Regions from separate parts of the Mus musculus genome. Here regions 2 and 3 are each linked to region 1. The links are chromatin loops, found by intact Hi-C in ENCODE. Cell type or tissue: heart. All regions are shown on one strand.

What was found. A loop is a pair of places that touch in the nucleus more often than their neighbours do. Peaks named below come from ENCODE experiments on the same cell type or tissue, not always from the same donor. Only the 100,000 strongest peaks of a DNase experiment are listed, where the experiment ranks them.
Region 2: it touches region 1 in a loop (1.9-fold over the local background); 2 of 42 quality-filtered maps call a loop at or near these places.
Region 3: it touches region 1 in a loop (2.1-fold over the local background); 2 of 42 quality-filtered maps call a loop at or near these places.

Annotation. Positions count from the first base shown.
Region 1 is chr17:62,783,087-62,785,586 of GRCm38, forward strand. All of the region lies in intron 1 of Efna5 (ephrin A5), which reads right to left. Gm52303 (a long non-coding RNA gene) reads left to right here. Exons shown (of 2, transcript XR_003952355.1): 1 at 1-1,256. Gm46583 (a long non-coding RNA gene) reads right to left here. Exons shown (of 2, transcript XR_001782160.2): 2 at 1-2,500. Among named protein-coding and RNA genes, the nearest start is that of Gm52303, 6.1 kb to the left of the region's middle. In heart, a CTCF peak has its summit at 1,043 (motif pointing left); DNase peaks (open chromatin) are centred at 115 and 1,075; H3K4me3 peaks cover 746 bases; H3K27ac peaks cover 1,453 bases.
Region 2 is chr17:62,720,997-62,723,496 of GRCm38, forward strand. The region is part of intron 1 of Efna5 (ephrin A5); the gene reads right to left. Among named protein-coding and RNA genes, the nearest start is that of Gm52303, 56 kb to the right of the region's middle. In heart, no CTCF peak of the experiment used is centred here; no DNase peak of the experiment used is centred here; H3K4me3 peaks cover 681 bases; H3K27ac peaks cover 1,133 bases.
Region 3 is chr17:62,730,938-62,733,437 of GRCm38, forward strand. The region is part of intron 1 of Efna5 (ephrin A5); the gene reads right to left. Among named protein-coding and RNA genes, the nearest start is that of Gm52303, 46 kb to the right of the region's middle. In heart, no CTCF peak of the experiment used is centred here; no DNase peak of the experiment used is centred here; H3K27ac peaks cover 405 bases.

The sequences.
Region 1 (2,500 bases):
AAAACTGGAGCCAGCCTCAGAGGATGGGGAGCAGAGGAGGGCTCAGAGCCTGAAGCAGAGTACAGCATCCCCTGCTGCAGGTTCTGCCCTCCACCTCACCTCAGCCAGAGTGGCAGTCGTTCTAGTGTCAGGGCAGCTCGTCCTCCAGCAGAGCAGAGGGCACAGGATCCTAGTGGCTCGGGCAGTCGAGAAAAGGCTCTCCCGATAAAGCATTAGATTGTGGTAACAGGCCCTGGTGTGCACTGGGAACTCTTCCTGTGCAGACGTCTGGCTGTCTGGCTGGGTGGGAGGACTTTATCCAATAAAGGTCCAGCACCAAGTTCATGGAAGCCAAGCTTTTAAGAAACAAAATGCTTCCTCTAGTCACCACCCTGATAGACTGTCATCTACCACACATTCACACTCATGTATTTGTGTGTGTGCGTGCTGTTTAGACTGTCAGAATTACTGTACTGAGTCACCCTTAGGAATCAGACACTGTCCTCCCAGCTAGAAGAATCGCCCACCCCTGGAATTTTCAGGATCTTTTCCCACCTTTCCCAGTGTATACCCACTGGCAGGAACCAAAGAGCTATCACCCTGACAAGAGAAAACAAGCTGTGGGCCACTCTAAGGAAACAGGTTTTTCCTTCCCTCGTAGAGACATTCTTTCTTGGTGAGCTCATGTAAAACAGCAAAATGCTCAGTGAACATACTTGGTCCCATTCCCTGCAGGTGACTGTGCCCTTCAGCTTGACCTGTGATATAGAAAGAGAGAAAAAAAACCACTCTCCAGTTTCTAAGTAAAAGGTGACCATTTGGCAGCTAAGGTGATGGAAGCTGGAAACAGTGATGTGGAAGAACTTGTCAGACAGGTGTGGCCCGGGAGCTGGGAACACAAAGCAAAATGTTTCTGGGGGCCAATCTTGAGCCAAATTAATTTAAAAGGACAGGATAGCGACTGTGTGATGTTTGTGCTATGTTGGTATTGGGGGAAGAAAAAAAAAAAAAAAACTGTTCTTATCTGGCAAGGGCGCCCCCTGCTGGCCGCCACTCTGAACTCCGCCTCTTGGTCTCTCTCCAGAGAAGGCAGAATTGCTTGCACAGCACAGAGAATCCGGCAGGGTTAGATGGGCGAGTCCCTCGCAAAGCACACAAAAAGAGCAAAAGGTGCGGGTCACCGCCCCAACCACAATCTACCTCCGTCACGGTTCTCTGCAGTCAGATAAATTACAAGGCGGCTGGAAAGAATGACTACGCTGATTACTGCTTTGCAGGTGAGACGTTGGAAAGCCAGGGAGGAAAGAGGCCATTTTATGGGGCCCAGCCGCAGAAAGGATTCCTAAATTACACTCACATGTTTATAGCGCTTGACTATGGGACTAAATCTCCACTATCCTTCTAATGGCTCCGGTTTATTGTGACATTCTTAATAGTAATTACTTAAGGTCCCAAGCACATGACACAGCAGCCTAGGATTAAAACCCATTCGAACAGTAGACAGAACACCTTGCCAGCGAGTGACCTAAAATCAGCCTTGTGTTCCCACGCCATCCCCCACTTACCCCCTATTTCTTTGCGAGCTACTAGGTGCACAGACATTTTTTCATGAGCTGCTCTTCCAGTGTCTCCGCTTTCCCCTCTCACCTATTTTGTCCTATGTTTGGCCTCTTACAAAACCCTGCTAATGTTTCACAATATTGGCACACTACCCCCCCCCGTCGTCTCCCCCCCCCCAAAAAAAATTCCAGCAAAACACTTTGGGCAGAAAACACTTTGTAATCTGGGGCTCGTGTTTAAACTCGCTGTCGTCCATTGGAACTAGTTACTCAAGGAAAATTGCCACGGCGCTCAGCTGGTTCAGACTACCACAAAGAAAACCTGTTTGTGGAGGCACACGGGTCTCTGCACTCCTGACAGAAACGTCATACTTGAGCGTCTTTAGCTCGGAGTTATATGCCCTTAGTCTCCGAGAGTTCACCAGCTCAGGCTGAACTTGGCTTCCCCCTGGGACCTCAATCTCATGTCTGTTCCCAGCTCTCGACTTCAAACACGGGGGACAGGGATGCAAGGCATCTAGGCGTGAGCAGAGAAATATAATAGACAAAACAAACATGCTTCATCCCCTTTGGGTCACTGGGTCTGGTTTTCATTTTCTAGTTTACATACGAAACCAAGGGGTAAGAAGAAACGCCCATGGAATACAGGACCGGGGGTGGGGGGGGTGGGGGGGGGATCCCTTATTTCTGAATTTTAAAGACACTGCCATACATCGAAACGGGTTGTTTGCTCTTTATTGGATCCAGTTTGCTGAAATTTTTAGTTTTCAGTTCTTTGTGTTTCTTCTGCAAGTGGAAGACTACCCAAATGAAACAGTTTATAGTTATCCTTGTATGTGCTAGTTCGAAGAACGCTTGCTGACCGTCAGGTGTGTTTTTGTCCCCATGTCCGATGTGGGACAATATTTAATTCAAGAGTGTATTTTATTCACCTCTTGCCTTAGCTGGTCCTGTAGGCAGGC
Region 2 (2,500 bases), 62 kb before region 1:
TATATACACACAGACCTAGATACTCGGGACACGCAGCAGAGTGCCCTGTGTGTATCAAGCTATGACTTCGAGATTCCCTTCCATCAAATGCCAGGAGAAGCACTTGATAAATGGCCCTTGGGAGAGCACTTCTCATTGCCCGAGGATGGAATGACTCGCAGGCATACGACACTCCATCAATACAGAGAGCTGGCAGATTGAAGGGCGGGAAGGACCATCCTGGATGTGGTGCATCTGCTTACTAACAGCAACAGCGCTTCAACCTCTTCCCGTTTCATCGCCTACAGAAACCACTCCTCGGAGAGGCACGCCAGTCAACAGATGGTCTCTGGCTAAGGTGTAATCAGGAGCAGCTTGCTAAATTTACCCAAAACAAATAGAATTACAGGCTTTTGCCCGAGTCTGAAATTGAATTGAGAACTTGGGTGGTGGATAATAGAAGCTAAAAAACAGAGGTGCTCAGAATGTGTCGCTGCGTGTTGGGAAAGAGCATGCTAGGAACCTCCCTAGACTGGGTCATCAATTTCCACTCAGGACTACTTCCTCTTGCTAAGTTTCCAGAATTCTTAAAATCACTACCAGGCAACAACATCATCAGACGTACAGTGAACAAGATGGCACTCAGTAGAGTGGATGCTGTTGCCAGAAGCTGCCCTACTCTTGCCGGTATAGTTCTGAAGTTCTCTTAAAAACCTGTGACTCAAAGTCCTCTGAGTGACAGCCTTCTAATGTGCATCCCCAGAATTCCTTGCAGGTCTGCCTTGTGCACTCTGTACAGGAACAGCAACATAAAGCCTTGGGAATTGCCTGGTGATGAGTCAGCATAAAATGAAGAGTAAATTATTTAACCTATGTTGTGGTTTCCTTACCTATAGAGTCAGAACTGCACCACACACGCAAACCCCTACATAAGAAAGACATAGAAATAAACCAAACCATGGAAATGTAAATGAGCTAAATACCTAATAAAAAATGGAAAAAAAAAAAACAAACCAAAGAGGCACGGCACTTATATTCTAAAGAGATAAGTTCTTCCATACTGATCTCCTCAGGGCAAGGCCAGTTTCCTCTCTCACTACTGTGGACAAGGGTCCCCATCTCTTCTAGCTATACCATTTTTGGGTATACACACCCAACTCCACTAGGTAAACATAGAACGGAGATACCCCTGTGCCCGCATTTACTGGACTATTTACAATAGCCCACATGGAATAAAACCATGTTTCTGTAAACAGACTAGCCAACAAAGGATAAGTAGCATAAACACACAAGAGTTTTTTACTCAGCCATATTAAAGAATGAAATTTTGTCATTAGATGGAGAATGGAAGCAAATGGAGACTTGTGCTATAAAGCAAAACAAGCCCGATACAGAAAGGCAATAGGAAATTGCATTTTCTATTAGTGGTTTCTAGAATTCTTTATAGACAGAGAAAGAGAGAGAGAGAGGAAGAGGGAGGGGGAGTGGAAGAGGGAGAGGAGCAGGCAAAGGGGAAAAGGAATGGGGTGGATTTGGTGAAAGGACACAACGTACCACAGTTTCAACAGTCACTTTATTTTTTCCAACTACCACGATTATTTATCACTGTAGAAAGCATCATTAGAAAACCTTTGAATGAAATTTCCAAATACAATTTTGTTTTGAGGTCTTCAGAAACAAAGATATACTGTGTACATGTTTTACAGCATCCTCGTTCGCTATCTAGAACTTCTAAAACAGGAAAGCAAGTACCGGATGGGTATCCTTGACGACAGACCGTCTTCCCCCATTTGTCCTGAGGAGTTCCTGCCTATCCGTTCTATGAGAAGCTTTCTGCTCCTTCTAGTGTTTCTGTTTTAAAGAACTCCCTGTCGTGCAGAAAAGAAATGTGAAAAGCCTTTCTGTGCTGAGCTGAAATAATTAAGGAAAAGTCATTTCTTAAGTTATCTCTGTGTGTGTCTGGGGTGGGGGTGGGGGGTGGGGCTTCCTTCTCAAAAGTTTAGATCATAACCTGACAAAGGCTGAAATGTATTAAAACATGGTTTTGTTTTTGTTTTGAAATTGCAGAATTTAAAAATGCAACTAACATTCTGTTAATGTTAGTTAACAGATAAATAAGACCAAATGTGCCCCTCCTCTCAAGGAAGGGCTGCTGCACTGCCATGTTTTAAAAATAGACACTAGACAGCCTTACTCAAGAATGCGACCTCTCCTTTGGGAACTTTATCAGCTCTGTTCTCTTATCTTCTTACATAGAAAAAGAAATCAAGTTGTGGGCCAGAGAGATGAGGCAGCGAGTGAGGGCCTTGGTGAGTAGTCAGTCACCTGAGTTCATTCCCGAGGACACACATAAAACTGGAAGGAGAGGGCCAACTCCGTAAAGTCGTCCTCTGAACTCCACATGCAGTGTAGGACATCCTCCTCCTCCTAAATATATTATGAACACTCATACACAAACACCCACAATAAATAGCAACAATGATGTAATAGCAGTACTACTACTACTACTACTACTACTAAT
Region 3 (2,500 bases), 52 kb before region 1:
ACATACAAGTGCAGATTTATTTTTCCATGAGAAGAAAACCACCAGGGCAATGCTTTCCTGAGATTTTTATTATCAAGCAAATAAATAAAAGCCCAGTATTCTTCACAGGAAGAGATAAATGCTCAGGACCCTCCAATAGCTTCAAGTGTAGGCCCAATTGCCTACAACTTGCCTTTTCAGGCCCAGCATTCCTTACTATTATTAACCTGCTTCTCAGACTGCTCCATTCTGAAGACACAGCCCAGCCTCGAGGCATCAAAATGTCCTATTGCTTGTGCCTACAATGGCCTTCCCCTCAGTGCCAGGTCTCCCCTTGAACATCATCTCACCAGAGAACATTTCATGGCCACTGGATTCACAGAGCTGCCCCACAATACCTCATCCATTTCCTCTTACCTTTGATAGCAATTACTCTAACTCATGACACATCCCAGAACTCCTAATCCTCCTAATGTGTTCAGTAAGTAGCTATTTTTAATGGAAATTTATCATCTATTGAAGAGGAAGCTTTTGAAATTATATGCAATGTCATACATAGTTTAACTCTTCTGCATGAAAGCTGGACGTGGTTCTGCATAACACATTCAAGATCTGGATGCCACCAATCAAATCAGTGGACTTCAAACAAGAACTCTGATATTTGTTATGTCATTACCTCTTCCTACACATATGCTCCCATGGATATCTGCCTGCCTATCTATCTATCTATCCATCCATCTATCTATCTATTCATCTATGATGGAATATATATATATATATATATATATACATACATACATACATACATATAATCTATCTATCTATCTATCTATCTATCTATCTATCTATCTATCTGAACTACATACCCTATCGATCCATTTATCCACCTATCTCTATCATCTATCTATCTGAAATTATCTATCTATGTATCTATGTATCTATGTATCTGTCTGTCTGTCTGTCTATCTATCTATCTATCTATCTATCTATCTATCTATCTATCTACCTGAAATGAACTACATATAGGGAATTCCAGGCTACAGTGACTGAAAATCATTCTAAAATGGTTTTGAAGTGAACAGAAGTGATTTTGTTATTTAGCTTATTGTACCGTCCACTAGTCAAATATCTTTATGATATTTGTCCTTACAATTTAAATGGCCTGCAGTCCTTAGACTGGAGGGTTTTGTTTTAAGTAGCTACAATATATAGAAACTATGATGGCTTAACTCTAAAGAGCCCAAAGGAAAGGCCTGTAGGAAAGGAAGTTAATTCAATTACACAGTGTTCCAAATAACTGGTTAGTCTGCTGATCTGTTCATCAAACAAGCTTTTAACTATGCTGTCAGAAATGACCAGGTTATATTTTTCCCAGAGAACTGTTAGTTTTTGTTCCTACCAAACTGTGTACTTGGCACACTATATACAGAGCTATAAAATGACAAGATGCTTTATGTAGGAGGACATCCACATCTGAGCACTTCATACACATCTGGAAAGCTCATGTTGACAACAGTGATGATGATGATGATAAGGAAGAGAAGGAGGAGGAGGAGGAAAGGAGGAGGAGGAGGAAGAGGAGGAGGAGGAAGAGGAAGAGGTGGTTAGACCTCAGTTGGTCTACATAAATGTGACAGCCAGAAGCCATAGCCTTCAGTGAGCAAAGCCAGGCTCTACGCTCCTGGAGGCAGGCTTAAACTAACTTGAAAGATAGGTTAAATAACAAAAAAAACCTTGCATCTCAGTCAAATGTCTAGAAGTCTAAAAGCATTATGTTCATCAAAATGAAGTCAGATTCAAGATAATAACACGACTTGACTCCATTAATATGAAATGTCTAAAACAGTCAAGTATGCAGATGCAAGTAAGAATAGGAAAAACAATGGCTGACAAAGAGCATGAGGGCCATCCTATGATGGAAGCCTTGTAAAATTAGACTGCAGAAGAGATTATATAGCCCTGGAAACGCACCAAAATGCTTTGAACTCTATGTTTTAACTCATGAATTTATGGTATATAAATCATGCCTTCACAAAGCTGTTAAAAAGGCAAAGGAGAACCTTCTAGAACCTTCTGGATCTTCCAGTTCCTCAGAAGCAGGGAGCGAGATGGAAAGAGAATGATACCCTACAGAATTCATCGTGTGAACTGTTTCTCTTCATTGCCCATTGTGCCCATTCCCCAGGAGCTGAGAAAGCATAACCGCTCTGTCAGGCATGCGCATTGGGAAACACACAGAACCACTGGCCAGACTGGGAGCCCTTCCCGGCTTGGTAACCTTAGGTAAATCACTTTAGGGCAATCTTTGTGCTTCACGCCCCTCACCTCTAACAGAAATAATATGAGTACTTATCTCATGGGGCTGTTGAGATCATTAAATTCATTACCTGAACCGTGATAAAAGGTGATGGTTGCTGTTGTTATAATCCCTTTAGGATCATCTGGTGTACCCTACAAATATTTCAAACTTGTCTGTAGGGCAAGGTATGAGAGAAAAAAAAGGGGGGTCAGGCAGCAATGC